Linked DNA regions of Homo sapiens: region 1 is linked to region 2. Evidence: chromatin contacts called from ENCODE Hi-C data. All regions are on one chromosome and are shown on one strand. The core of a region is the stretch at or near the end of the contact, and the rest is flanking DNA. Distances in the headings are between cores, read along the strand shown. Region 1 overlaps LOC100130691 (Putative uncharacterized protein FLJ44553). Region 2 holds the start of ATF2 (activating transcription factor 2).

What was found. Hi-C counts contacts between places; a loop is a spot of excess contacts on that map. Pooled maps may share reads with other maps.
Region 1: a pooled map shows a loop between it and region 2 (2.3-fold over the local background). The contact joins the enhancer-like site here to the promoter of ATF2 in region 2. A Hi-C loop is called at or near these places in 2 of 50 pooled maps.

The regions. Positions count from the first base shown.
Region 1 is chr2:177,276,426-177,283,688 of GRCh38, reverse strand. It overlaps LOC100130691 (Putative uncharacterized protein FLJ44553), which reads left to right. Exons shown (of 9, transcript NR_026966.1): 9 at 1-181. Among named protein-coding and RNA genes, the nearest start is that of NFE2L2, 15 kb to the right of the region's middle. RefSeq lists an enhancer at 1,794-2,213. Within about 2 kb of position 1,250, at least 8 of the 41 ENCODE cell types and tissues checked have a DNase peak (open chromatin) inside an H3K27ac peak, as active enhancers do.
Region 2 is chr2:175,162,167-175,169,945 of GRCh38, reverse strand. It overlaps ATF2 (activating transcription factor 2), which reads left to right and starts at 1,743. Exons shown (of 14, transcript NM_001880.4): 1 at 1,743-1,896. It overlaps MIR933 (microRNA 933), which reads left to right and starts at 2,237; the gene lies at 2,237-2,313. RefSeq lists a silencer at 1,725-1,794.

The sequences.
Region 1 (7,263 bases), core at 1-2,500, 2.1 Mb before region 2:
GAATGAACCTGACGAGAAAAGACCAAACATAGGACTGTTACAGGGAAGAAAAATATGAAAAGACCTAAAGATGCACGTCCTCATTATATGTAAGGAATCTATTTCCTAGAATCCTATAAAAAGCTCAAGTGAATTTGCTTCAGTTAATAAATGTGATTTAATTATAATGATAATGCCACAGCATATGTTTTGTTTCCTCTTTTTGAATTGCTCCCTGTTAATTATTGAGAGAAGAAATTCAGTGTAACTTTTTTGTAATCTGATAATGATGAGGCTGTCTCATGTGTTCCTTATGTGCTTCACAATGTATGCGTATGTGTGTGTATATAGTTAAGTTGAAGAAGACGGCCATGTGTGGGCGCTACAGACAGATGTAAGGCTAAAGAAAGGGCTCCATGGTGTTAGAGCAAAACCTCATGATAAAAAGCTCTTTTTTATACTTAGGACCTGATTGTATTGGGAGGAAAAACAAACATTCAGTCTTGGAATGACCTGAAAAACCTGTGGTATGAACCTACTCCCCTTTCCTCACCCTGGGATTAGAATGAAGTTCTACAGTTCAGCTAAGGTGACCAATTCACTTTGGTTCATCCATGTTCCATGTCTCAGGAAGACAGGAAGAGTCTGGGCTACCCTAGGTTCAGCTGATGGAGTCTAATGGCCCTGTATGCCTGCCTCTTCACCAGTAGGATGGTGGTGGCTGACATCACTGACATGGACTGTGGGGCTAGGACTGTTCTGACCACCTTATGTGTCCCTCTCATTTGGTCCTCACAGTGTCCTGAAAAGTTTGGTGGCTATCTGCGTTTCACACATGAGGAAACCAAGGAAAAAGAGAGTAAGCTATTAGGCTAAACCACGTGGAATTCCTGTGTGTGTAGATCAAAAAGGTTAAATATCAGCAAATGCATATTATTCAGTCTACAACTTGCCCAATATCACAGAGTTGGTAGGTGGTGATCCCAGAGTCTGAACTCTCAACTACCCAGGATCATAGCTACATATCTGTATTATAGATGACAGACCCAGGCTCAAAGCAAATGCATTATATACATATATATTGCTATCAGCAGACTACATCCTTTCTTCTCCAGTCTGTGGCTTCAACTGCTGATTTTATTCAGGTCATAGTGTGAAAGTTGGCTCAAGTCAGACAAGACTGCCCTGCCTGTGGCCTGTTCCTGCTGTGCAGCTAAAAGCAGCCCATCAAACCAGCTCTCTCAGGCTGGCTGCCTCAAAACCTGCCTGCCTAAAAATATCTTTCTCTCAGATGGCACAGAGCCATACACTCCATCTCCCCAGCTGAACTTCCCACCATTAGAACGACTCAGCTACCCACATGCCTTCCACCCGAGCCATTGTTAAAATTCAACTGTGAACCCTATAATCCTCTCCTGTTAACACACTAATGATTAGCTTATCAGGTTACATGAACTCGATCTTGGATCAAGTGAAGTTTGTTTGGGAGTTGGGCTGCAGATGGGTAAGGTCAGGAGCATGAGAGTGAATCATGGACTATTAGATGTGGCAGTAACATCAGAAGCTGTACTGGCCAGTCCCAGCATTTTACAGATGAGGAAACTGATGTTTAGGTGCCAAAGCCTAGGTGTCTTGACTTCAGGGTGACCAACCATCCCAGTTTGCCTGGGACTGAGGGATTTCCTGGCTGTAGAACTTTCAGTGTTCAAACCTGGAAAGTCCCAGACAAACTGGAACAGACTGACCACCGTGCTCGATTGGGAGCCCAAAACTCTTCTGCTTGTCTGGACAAGTCAGGTTTGAGCGTGCCCTTGCAGTAAGAACCCCTAGGCTGCTTGGTACAGCTCAAAAATGCCAGGTGGGGAAATGACCACAGACCTGGTTTACCAAGGCTGGCTCCCCTTCAGTCTCTAAGCATGGACTTGGATGCCATGTGGGAGCAGCCATATTGCCCCATGACTGACCAAAGTGTTAGCCTCTTGGGCCACAGCATTTAGGGAAGCTGGTTACATAGAGATGGTCTCAGAAAATAAGGCTGTGGTATGGTTTGTGTACTTCACAGAGATAGGACCACTGTGTCAGCCACAGCTCTGCGGTTCTCAAAGCTTGGGGGTGGAGTGCTGCTGCTGTTTGTCTCTGCTGCACATGGCTGCACAGATGTTGGGAATGGAGAAGTATTTGGGCAGGGAGATGGATCAGCAGGGTTCCCCGTGCTATCATCATTTCCTTTTTTAGAAGTTTTGTCATTTAGAGGTTTTGAATCTTGCAATAAGCGGTCATCCTTGATTAACTTTGGACTTTTTCCCTTAAATGTCAGGCACCTAATTTTAAACTTTTTCCTGGTTTTACTTCTCCTCCCAGGCTATTTTGTCCCCAGTCCTTGGTTGCTTGGCAGTTGTTTCCAATATAGCGCCTCCTGCTTTCCATTCAGCTGGGATCCAGCTCTAGCTCATGCCCTGTACCTGGGGCCTATGTGTGTAAACTAAAGAAGGGAAGGATGCCGGGCATGGTGGCTCACGCCTGTAATCCCAGCACTTTGGGAGGCTGAGGCGGGCAGATCATGAGGTCAGGAGATCAAGACCATCCTGGCCAACATGGTGAAACCCTGTCTCTACTAAAAATACAAAAATTAGCTGGGCGTGGTGGCACATGCCTGTAATCCCAGCTACTCGGGAGGCTGAGGCAGGAGAATAGCTTGAACCAGGGAGTCGGAGGTTGCAGTGAGCTGAGATCATGCCACCACACCCCAGCCTGGGTGACACAGTGAGAGACTCCATCTCAAAAAAAAAAAAAAAAAAAAAAAAAAGGAAGGAAATCAGGAGGCAAGGAAGGAATAACACAAGAATCCCAGCCAGGCAAAATTGTCAGTGTAAGTTCTCTTTAATATTCTCTTTCCTGCATACATTGCTTTAACATACCCCCAAACCCACCTCCACTTCCAGCCCTACCTCTACACACATCTACGAGAATCTAAACTTTTCATGGTCCACCCTTGCTCTCAACCATCACTAAAATGTCCTTAGTGCCCAAATAACAAGTTTACTGATCTGGTAAATGAATCCCTGATGATGCGGGTTAAAGTTAGAGGTGCAGCCCTCAGAAGTGAATCTTAACTTTGACCTTTATAGTTAATATCCTGCCGAGGCTATCTTAACACTTTAATAAATGTAGTTCTTATGGAGGAACTGTGGAGCTGGGAGGGCAGGTAGTGGCAGGAAGCATAGTGGAGGATTATTTTGGGAAGAGCTCTGTGATAAGCTCTTTTTTCTTTTTAACAAAGAAAAATACAGGATGCCCAGTTGGATTTGAATTTCACATAAACAACAAATAATTTTTTGGTATAAATATGTTCCATGCAACATTTGGGATATACATATACCCAAAATTATTTCTTATCTGAAATTCAAATTTAACGGGGCGTCCTGTATTTTACCTGGCAGTTCTATCTGTGACCTGTGATGCCTCCTAAATATGCAGCCTGTGCAGTAGACGGGCAGGATTGCTGTGGAGTTCAGAAGTTTCCAAATTCTGGCAGAAGGCAACCAGCCCTTCAGGGAGGGCATCGCACAATATAGTCAGGTGAAACTGCTGCCCCCAAAGCCAGCCCTGCTGATGTCTGGGGGCATCCAAGGCAGGCCTGAATGGAACATGCCCAGAGACTGGCCAAGGTGCCAGTAAAGTGGGTGTGTTCTGCTAGATCCTTCCAAGAACATAAAGTGTCTAGTTCTGGTGCTGACAATTGACCTAATATCTACCACACTAGCACACTATTTTTAGGCCTAAGGAAGGAGTGCAAGATTTTAAAAATAAGGTAGTAGATGTAGGGGAAATTACATTCAAAAAGCTCAATCCTGAATGTGAGTTTAAGACCAGGAAATGCAATATATTAGATCTAGAAAAGGTTAGTACAACTAGCTTTCCATATATAAATACCTAACACTGGCTGTGCATGGTGGCTCACGCCTGTAATCCCAGCACTTTGGGAGGCCGAGGTGGGCAGAATCACTCAAGGCCAGGAGTTCGAGACCAGCCTGGCCAAGATGGTGAAACACTATCTCTACCAAAAAATAAAAAAAGTAGCCGGACGTGGTGGTGCTCATCTGTATGTAGTCCTAGCTACTTGGGAGGCTGAGGCATGAAAATTGACTGAATCCGGGAGGTAGAGGTTGCAGTGAGCCAAGATTGCACCACTGTACTCTAGCCTGGGAGACAGAGTGAGACTCTGTCTCAAAAATAAATAAATAATAAATATATAAATAAATAAATAAAAATAAAATAAAATACCTAAGACTAAGACCCCACACTTTTCTTTCACTTTTTTTTAATGAACAAAGATAATGCTACCAGCTTCAGGAAAATTGCTTTTGCCACCCATAATGTTTTGTTTTCAACTAATAAAGACAGAGGCTGTTTTGTTGTCTGCTATTGGCTTCCATATATAGCCGACAGCTATACCCTGTCTATACTTCCAGATCTACTCTCTACCCTTCTCTGTCCTGCTCTATGCTCTGGGAAGCTGACCCCTTATGGACTCCCTTCCTTTCTGGATTCTGATTAGGGCCAGCCAGTGGGAAACAACAATAAGAGATCAGATGGTGGGAAGACAGAAAGATCAGAAGAGTAGCTTTATTCTTGTTGGTGTTTATTAAAATGCTCATGATTTCAACAACTTGGTAAAAAGCACTCAATAAAATAGAAACAGATGCATACTTCTTTAACATGATACAACACATCTAGCCAGCATTATGCTTGATGGGGAAAGTCTAGAGGTAGCCCCAATAAAGTTAGGAATAGACGGGGTGCTCACTATCATAATTACTATGTAAAATTTTACTGAAGGTACTAGCAATCATGACTTGGCATTATAAAACTTCAAGTATAAAAATAGGAAAGTAAGAAAAATATTTTCATTATTTGTAGATGATGTGACTCCGATTTTAAACCCAAGAGACTCAACTGAAAAATTATTATGAACAATAAGACAATTCAGTAAAGTATAAAGGTGGAAAATTAATATACAGAAACCAATCAATCTTATATGTGCAAATAATAACCTACTGGAGGATATAAGGATGAAGGACCTTATTTAAAGTAGCAATAGAAAAAATAAAATACTTGGGAACAAATTTAACAAGAAATGTGTATGCCCTATATGCAGAGAACTTTAAAATAAAACCAAGGAACCCAAACAAGCTTTGGATAAATAGAAAGAACATACCTGGGTAGGAAAAATAAAAATTGTTAAAATGTCATATCTCCCTAAGTTAATTTAACATTTTAACACAATTCCAGTAAAAAATACCATTTTTTTCCCTTTCAAATTTGGCAAGAGATTTCTCAAATGTATATGTGTGAGGGAGAATGTGGAATGGTTAGCCCTATCAAGTATTAAAACACATTATAAAGCCTCAGTAGTTAAAACAATGTGAGACTGATCCATAAATGGACATACAGATCAATAGAACAGATGAAAATGTTCTGATATAAACCCAGATACACGCAGGAATTTGTATACAATAAAGGTGACATTGCAAATCACTAGGGAAAAGAGAGACTGACTATTCAATATATTGTATTGAACTAGTTGTAACAAGTTAGCCTAGTTCTAGGCAGGCTGTAACTAGGCAGCCATCTGGAATAAAACTGGATCTATACACTATACACGAAATTACAAAGACATCATATATTTAAATGTGAAAAACCAAATTAAAATTACTAGAGGAAAACTATGAGAAAATGTCTTTATAACCTTGGAAGGTCCTTGTAAATGTGACTTAAAATATATAAGCCATTAAAAAAAATGATAAATTCAATTATGTTAAAATAAAAAATGTCTGTGTGGCAAAGAAACAAAATCACCATAATCAAAGTTAAAAGACAAATGACAAACTGGGAAAAGTATTTTCAACTCATGTCACAAAGTACTAATATCCCTTATATACAAAGCACCACTAGAAATAAATAAGATTTTAAAAATCAACAACCCAATAGAAACATGGGCAGTAATATGAATATGTTTGTCACATTTTCAAAAATCTAAAAGTTTTGACAATCTAACTTATGGTATTATACATTGGTAAGACTCTATGAAAGGTAATTTGGCAAGATCTGTCAGTCTTATAAGTGCTTATCCTTGACCCAAGAGGCACTTTTCAATGACTCTATCCTGTGAATATACTTAACACATAAAATGACCTATTATTAATAGTTAGATTTATTTAATCATCTCGTGTGTGCATGTATATATCTCATAACATCACATTGTACCCCATAAATATATACAATTATCATTTGTCAATTAAAATAAAAATTTAAAAATCATTTAAAAAATGGCCAGGCACGGTGTCTCACACCTGTAATCCCAGCATTTTGGGAGGCCGATGCGGGCGGATGACCTGAGATCAGGAGTTTGGGACCAGCCCGGCCAACATGGGAAAACCCCATTTCTACTAATAATACAAAAATTAGCCAGGTGTGGTGGCACATGCCTGTAGTCCCAGCTACTCAGACGGCTGAGGCACGAGAATCGCTTGACCTGGGAGGTGGAGGTTGTGGTGAGTCGAGATCGCACCACTGCACTCCAGCCTGGGTGACAGAGTGAAACTGTGTCTCCAAAAAAAAAAAAAAAAATTCATTAAAAAATGACCCAGGTCAAGGTCAAGGTAACTTATTGCAGCATGACTTGTAATAGCAAGATTAGAAACAATCCAGTATTCATCAATATGAAACTAGTTAAATAAATCATGATGCATCCATGTAATTGAATATTATGCAGCTTTAGAAAGAAACACATAGAGGGGGCCGGGCGAGGTGGCTCATACCTGTAATCCCAGCACTTTGGGAGGCCGAGGTGGGTGAATCACGAGGTCAGAAGATGGAGACCAGCCTGGCCAACATGATGAAATCCCGTCTCTACTAAAAGTACAAAAAATTAGCTGGGCGTGGTGGTGGTCACCGTAATCCCAGCTACTCAGGAGGCTGAGGCAGGAGAATCGCTTGAACCCAGGAGGCGGAGGTTGCAGTGAGCAGAGATCGCAGCACTGCACTCCAGCCGGGGCGACAGAGTGAGACTCTGTCTCAAAAAAAAAAAAAAAAAAAAAAAAGGAAGAAAGAAATACATAGAGAGTGAAGATGTACCACATAGTATATTGATAAACAGTACAAACCTCCAAGACATTTTTAATGAAAGACACAAGATGGAGAACCATATGCACTGTTTGCTACCTTTTGTGTGAAAAATGAGAAAAATAGAGTATATATTTGCTTATATATATATACACATAT
Region 2 (7,779 bases), core at 494-2,993:
TATAGTAAACAAACTGCTGTGGAACTAGAAATATGTGGATAAAGTGAGACCCTTTGTTAAATGCCGGGCTGCCAAAATGCATATATAACAGATCGGCATAGTTTCCACCTGTTTCCTGCGCCTATCTTATTTTTTTTTCTCACTTTAGGTATACCCTCTCTTTAGAAAATTAGCTAAAACTGAATTATCAAAACAGATCAGAGTACTGTTCATATCACTAAACAGTTCTTCTCTTGTCTAAAAAGAACTGAAAGACTTTCTTTAAAATAATGTGTTTCTCGAATGCATCATGTAGATAACTAACTGCTTGACAACAGACTGGAGAAGTAGCAATGAGAAATTTAAAACCAAAGCTACTGCCCAATTGAATCAACACTGGAAAAAATTTCAAATGGAAAAACAATTTTTTTAAAAAAATCTATTCTAATTGACCCAAACTTCTTTTGAAATGTCGTAACATTTGCAGTTCTTTTTCTCACATTAGTTGTTTTGGGAGATGGAGAGAGAAGCATCTATTTAATCAATGCGTTCTAGACCTAACAATTGTGATGTCAATCAAACATTTTGTCCACCATTTCCATCATGAGTAATCTGAACTGTGAGGTTTTGCTGACATAATTAGTGTTACACTACAATGGCACTACTACATTACTGTTACTATATGGGGACGGTACTTTCATTTTAAGTAGGAAAGTGTTAATAATTTGGCTTAATGTTTCTTAACTAAAATTAGTTTTAAAAGAGGACTGAGTTGGCTTATACACATGTATGCGGTCCAGAGACCTACCTGTTAAAATGTCAATGCCATTACAATTTCACTTTTATGCCAGATATCATTCTTGAACTTCAGGCTCATTAACTCTCATACTATCCCCCAAAACCTTTCAACAATTTTGAGAGTGTATTTTATGTTAATATATAAACTAGTTCATAATTTTGTTCCAGACTAGAAATCAGTATTTAATAAATGGAAAAAATAAGACACTGAAAATCTTTTATTGAATAATGTAAATTCTCACAGAGGCCTCTGATCATACTTTTCAACTTGTGCCTATTTATTGAATAACCAACATCCTTACAGTTAATATTAAAATCTTTAAGTTGTGTGGGGTTTTTTGGAGGGGAGGGATGGGCAATTACCAGCAAACTCCGCCTCCCCCAAACCTCACCTAACCCGAAGCTCCCCGCCTCAGGCTCCCGGGGAGCCAAGGGGTGGGCTGAGGAACGCAGCCTACTTTTACCCACCTCCCTACCTAGTGCTGGGAAGTGACGGAAACGGAGACACCCGGCTCCTGGGGCTGGGCTCGGAGGACCCATCCTGCTTTCCCTCTAGCAGCCTTTCCGGAGCTCACCACCTTTCCTCCCCTCACACCGCCAAAGCCCTGCCTAGCCCTTCACCGCCGCCTGCACCCGCGCCCTCCTCCAGCCGACAGCCAATCACAGTCTTCCACAGCTCCGGGTTTACAGAAGTAACGCTCCTTGGGCCCTCTGGTCCCGCCCCCTCCAGAACTGCTTCCCGCCCTTCGGGCTCCTTGTCCAATCATGAGCGCCCGAGTGCTCTTTGATGCCCGTCCCCTCTACCCGCCCTGCCGAAGACCCGCCTTCTTCTCCTTAAGCCTGACGGAATCACCTGACTCGGAGGCGCTCCCTCAGAAGGAAGGCAAGAAGGGGCGTGTGGGTGAAGGGGAGGGGCGCCAGAAGGAAGGTGGGGATGCCGGGAGCGGGGCGAGCGGGCGGGGGTTGTCAGTCCGATCTCGCGAGAGAGGACGGAAGCCTGTGGGAGCCCGTGGCCTTTAAAGTGCCGTTCAGCCTTTTCCTCCAGGGGTGCTTTGTAAACACGGCTGTGCTCAGGGCTCGCGGGTGACCGAAAGGATCATGAACTAGTGACCTGGAAAGGTGAGTAACGATGGGCAGAGGTCAGCAGGGCTGGAGACTGTAGGGATACGGAGAAAGAAGGCGCTAACATGGCGACGTCGCTCAGCACAGTCCCCACCCCCCGTTTCCCATCACCTCGGGTGCTCCTGACGTGCTCCTTAGCCCTTGGGGCGATTGTGGCTGTGCTGCCACCTCGGCGGCCCGCGCGGTGTGGGCTTTGGGAACCTGACTGGCTGGGCCGGACCGTTAGGTAACCAGCGTTCGTTGTTCCGGCCCCTCCCTCTCGCGCGCTTTCCTAAGGCAGAGGAAAAAGGAATAACGGCTCCCTCTTAGACCCCTCCCTCCGAATTATCTTCACCCTACTTGGGTCAGTTCAGAGGTCCTCGGGGCGCGCGTCGAGTCAGCCGTGTGCGCAGGGAGACCTCTCCCACCCACAGTCCTTGGGTTGGGCGGGGAGAGGGCCCACTCTGGTCTCCCCACCCAGTATTCAAGCGATTGAGGACCGTGTATTGGTGATGGTGGCGGGGAGGAGGATCGGGAGGCGCGGCTGAAAATAGAATCAGGGTCCCTGGCTGCGGTGCAGCTTGAAGGAAAGAATGGTGTGGAGAACCTAGGAGCTGGAAGTCTCGGCCTTTTCCGTCCTTTCCGCCACCCTCACAATCCCGCTACCCCCAGCTTTTTCCCGGTGGGGCGGGGCTTAGGTGTGGGTGCAGACTGATTCTGGTATTTTCCCTTATTTTTTTTTTTTTAAATCTCTGGGTGGACAGCAGAGCGTATGTAAAGAAATAATTTGCTTTTCATCAATGCCCTAGGGACCAGGGCCGAAAGGGAGTGTGTGTACGTGTTTTCTATGTTCGCTCGTTTAACCGAACCTAGGAGGAAAAAGAGAGGAGGAGCTGGGAACTATTTTTGTGCCCCTAGGTAGTATAAAATTGGCTTTCTTTAATGGAGAGTCTTAAAACTGGTGAGGCCAAGAGCAAAACTACTGTGAATATCATGGAGTAAAAGAGATTACTCCTGATGGACCTTAGGCATCAGAAATTTTAGTGAAAGAAATGTTTCTCTTAAAATTCAACACCTATTTTAAATAGTGATGTAAAGCATTTCTTTACATGTACCTTCAGGTTTTCTAATGCTTTCCTGGCTATTATTTAACTGGTACTAAGGGATTGACTAATCCCTAAATTATAATGTGAAAGTTTAAATTTCTTAGAGGTTTTAAATTATGGAGACGGTCACAATGCATGCATTTAAGATATACATTTAAAATCAGAACAAAAACTGACTTTCTTTGAGCACACTTTTTGTCCTATTTGAAGAAACATGACCACTGGCGTTATCATTGTGAGTAACAGCCGTTCTGATCTTTAAATAGCCATATAGCTTTGGTCTCTTGAATCAAAATTATGAAGGTAAAGCTTTATTTATAAAAGCTTGTTAAAAAGTCAAACCTACAGGTTTAAGTGTCTTAAAGTACAAACACAGAAGCAGTTTTATCATGTATTAATTTTTTTTTCCTTACTTGAGGAATCCACCGTAAAAACTTTGTTTCAAAAATGTTAGGAACATCCTTGTAAAATACGTTTTAAATATACAGATTCCCCTCTGCAGATTAAGAAAGTTCATGGATCTTTAAGGCCATCAGTAGTTGCGTAATAGTTAAGAATCCTCGTCTTTGTAAAATAATTTCTAGGAATCTTCCAAATTTACCGTGATGTGTAAAAGAGTTTCTGAGAATCTTCCAAATTTACCATGATGTGTATGTTGCCTTCCTAAGACGTTTAATCTTGCTTTGAGAGAATGCTACTGCCATTAAGTTTTAAGAACTGATTTAAAATGTAATATCGTGGAAATTTAGAACTTAGTTGTTATGTATTTTAATTGTCAGGAAGGAGCTTTCAGGGACTTTTTTTTGTATGTGTAGTGTACATAATACCTTCTATAGCTCCGGGTGCATTTCCTGAAAATCCTTTTTAAAATATCTTATCCGAATGTTTATTTCGTATTTGGGGCACTGTATTTTTATTAGTTAAATATGTAACCCAGGAATTCCTGCACTTTTTTCTTTGGCGTTTTTTGTTTTTAAGCTAAGATAATAGTAGAGGCTGGGCGTGCGCGGTGGCTCATGCCTGTAATGCCAGCACTTCGTGAGGCCGAGTGGGGCGGATCATGAGGTGAGGAGATCGAGACCATCCTAGCTAACACGGTGAAACCCCGTCTCTACTAAAAATACCAAAAATTAGCTGGGTGTGTTGGCTCCTGTAGTCCCACCTACTCGAGAGGCTGAGGCGGAGAATCTGTTGAACCTGGGAGGCGGAGGTTGCAGTGAGCCGAGATGGCGCCACTGCACTCCAACCTGGGCGACACAGCGAGACTCCGTCTCAAATAAATAAATAGTAGAAATGGTTGTCAGCATTTTAACAAATAGTGGGGTTGGGGTGGTCTTTATTGGTATTCAGGATCTGAAAGCTCTATGACTATGGTAGAAAAATATGCCATACATCAAACATCTATCTGTAAGTAGCATTAACTCTTCAAAAAATAATGTACATTTTTTCTACCCAAATTTTTGTATTTTGGAAAACTTCGGTTTTAATGATACATACGTTCTTGTCTGGTAAATTGTTAGATCGTGTTAGATCAGGTAAACAATCTCACCAATGTGTGCTTTTTCTACTAATTTTGTCTAAAGGCTCTTCCTTCCAATATGAAATATACCTATAAGTAGGCATTTCTTTCTCTTTTTTATTCTTACTAAAATGTCATTGGAGAATATAAAGTAGTTGAAGTCTCCCTTATGAAAACCAGATTTTCATCAGAACCTCTCGTTAAAAATTCAGTGAATAGCAATAATTAATATTCAACTGATTTTTATAAAAGTCAATGCATATAGCACCTGTTGGGTTATTTTGTATAATTAAAATGTACCCTAAAAAAAATCCCACCTTAGCCAGGTGTGGTAGCTCACGCCTGTAATCCCAGCACTTTGGGAGGCTGAGGCAGGCGGATCAGCTGAGGTCAGGAGTTCAAGACCAGCCTGGCCAACATGGTGAAACCACGTTGGTAGGCGCCTGCAATCCCAGCTACTGGGGAGGCTGAGGCAGGAGAATCGCTAGCACCTAGGAGCAGGAGGCTGCAGTGAGAGCCGATCGTGCCACTGCACTCTAGCCTGGGCAACAGAATGAGACTGCATCTCAAAACAAAACAAAAACCAAAAAATTCACTTAGTATTGTTATAATCTGGAGTTTAATTTAGTATTTCTGTGTTTATCTCATACTCACACCTGTTCCTCAAGGCTAAGAACTTGTCTAAAATGCTGCATGTTCTCTTTATGTAAGTTTTAATGTTGAAGTAGTAGGATAGTATTCACCTATTTCTATTTGAAGGAAAACCCCAGAGAACATTTTATTTCCTTTGTTATGTTTCTCAAGGTTAAAAGGTTATATAGTAAGGTATAAGATAGTTTCATAGAAAATCAAGGAAATTTGTGGATCTTTAAGGCCATCAGTAATTGTATTTTATCTTATTTTATTTTTGAGACAGAGTCTCCCTCTGGCTTCCACGCTGGAGTGCAGTGGTGCAGTCTTGGCTCACTGCAATCTCCACCTCCCGGATTCAAGCGGTTCTCCTGTCTGAGCCTCCCGAATAACTAGGATTACAGGGGTGCACCACCATTCCCTGCTGATTTTTGTATTTTTAGTAGAGATGGGGTTTCACCATGTTGGCCAGGCTGATCTCGACTTCCTGGCCTCGAGTGATCCACTCGCCTTGGCCTCTCAAAGTGTTGGGATTACAGGCGTGAGCCACTACACTAGGCCTATTTTTACACATTATTTTATAATATAAATATATTTAATGTTACATATTATATAAATATAAATAAATATGTATTCATTATATGTGTCTTTTCAATTTGTTGAGACTTTTTGACAACCTTGAAACTGGTGTATTCATTTTCACTTTTAAGGCATTACAGGCATGAGCCACTGCACCCGGGCCTATTTTTACACATTGTGTTACAGGTGTATTTAATGTTACATATTATATAATTATAAATAAATATGTATTCATTATATATATCTTTTCAATTTATTCTTGTTGGCAACCTTGAAACTAGTGTATTCATTTTCACTTTTCTTTTTTTTTTTTTTGAGACGGAGTTGCTATGTCACCCAGGCTGGAGTGCAGTGCCGCTCTCAGCTCATTGTAACCTCTGCCTCCCAGGTTCAAGTGATTCTCCTGCCTCAGCCTCCTGAGTAGCTGGGATTACAGGTGCCCGCCACCACACCTGGCTAATTTTTGTATTTTTAATAGAAACGGGGTTTCACCATGTTGGCCAGGCTGGTCTCGAACCTGCCTCGGCCTCCCAAAGTGTTGGAATTACAGGCATGAGCCACCACCCAGCATCATTTTTCATTTTTTAAGTATGTTTATTGATTTTTTTTCCTTGGCATTTTGACATTGACAGTAAAGAAGAGATGTAAACAATGTTTTGGGGGCTTTGCCTATTCACCCATATTTGCATTCTGTATCTTAACAAAGATAGTGGTTCTCAGCCACTTTTTTGCCTTTCTACCCAAGGAATACAAAATACTTCCAACAGTAGTAGTGGCTTATTACCACAGAGATTCTCAACAAGACTGGTAGGGAAAGACAGGGAGAAATAATTGTAATTGGCAAAATACCATATGGACTTTGGTTATTTTTGTAATATATAGTATTTTTATCTATAATATTGACCATAAGTTTATAAATATATTCCCTAAATATTCTTTAGTTTGCTAGCAGAACCGAAACCTTTGTCATTCTAATTTTTTTAGCTTTGCTCCAATGTTATAGCTTTGGTTTTTCTAATTTTACTGTTCGGGCTAGTATGTTTGCTTGCATTTATTTATTTATTTATTTATTTATTTATTTATTTATTTATTTATTTTTTGAGACAGAGTCTCGCTCTGTTGCCCAGGCTGGAGTGCAGTGGCACGATCTTGGCTCACTGCAAGCTCCGCCTCCCAGGTTCATGCCATTCTCCTGCCTCAGCCTCCCAAGTAGCTGGGACTACAGGCACCCACCACCACGCCCGGCAAATTTTTTAATATTTTTAGTAGAGACGGGGTTTCACCGTGTTAGCTAGGATGGTCTCGATCTTCTGACCTTGTGATCCGCCCACCTCGGCCTCCCAAAGTGCTGGGATTACAGGCATGAGCCACTGCACCCAGCCTGCTTTTATTTATTAAACGTGTCGGAACAATTTTTTTATATATCAACTTGTTTTGCCATACTAACAAATAATTGTGTTCATTATTTTTGTTTTCTTCTAGTTTGTGCATATATATTGCAGTTTTTACAGAATTATATCAAATAAGTTTTATTTTACTTTTATAGCATTGTATTTTTCCATGTTGTATAACCTTTATGATATTTGATTGTTACTTGATAGTTGAAAAATAAGTATTAAATTTGTTCTAAATGCCTGACAGGAAAATAATAGTTTTCAGTTTATGCCTATTTTGACATTGAATTGAACATCTCTGTGCATTTTTTCTTTTATGAATTGTTTCTATAGGATACTAATCTCAAATGAATTACTAGTCAAAGGATATAAATGTTTCTACAGTTGCCAGATTTTTGCCTCCCCAAAGACTTGAGCGAGTTTACACTGTCAGCAGAGCATGAATGCGTTAGCTTTGCCATACTTTTGTGAACTTGGGAGTTATGATTAATGAAGCGTGATTACCTAATTGGGAATTATTTCTGGGAATAAGTTGTATTATTTAGCAGTTTTAAAATTATTTAGTTGGCCATATCATACTATAGTTATTTATCTACCAGTGATCTATGTGATGTGACAAATATTGTGTATTTCATATTTTCTGACATTTTACTGTCTTTGTTTCTTTTAAAGT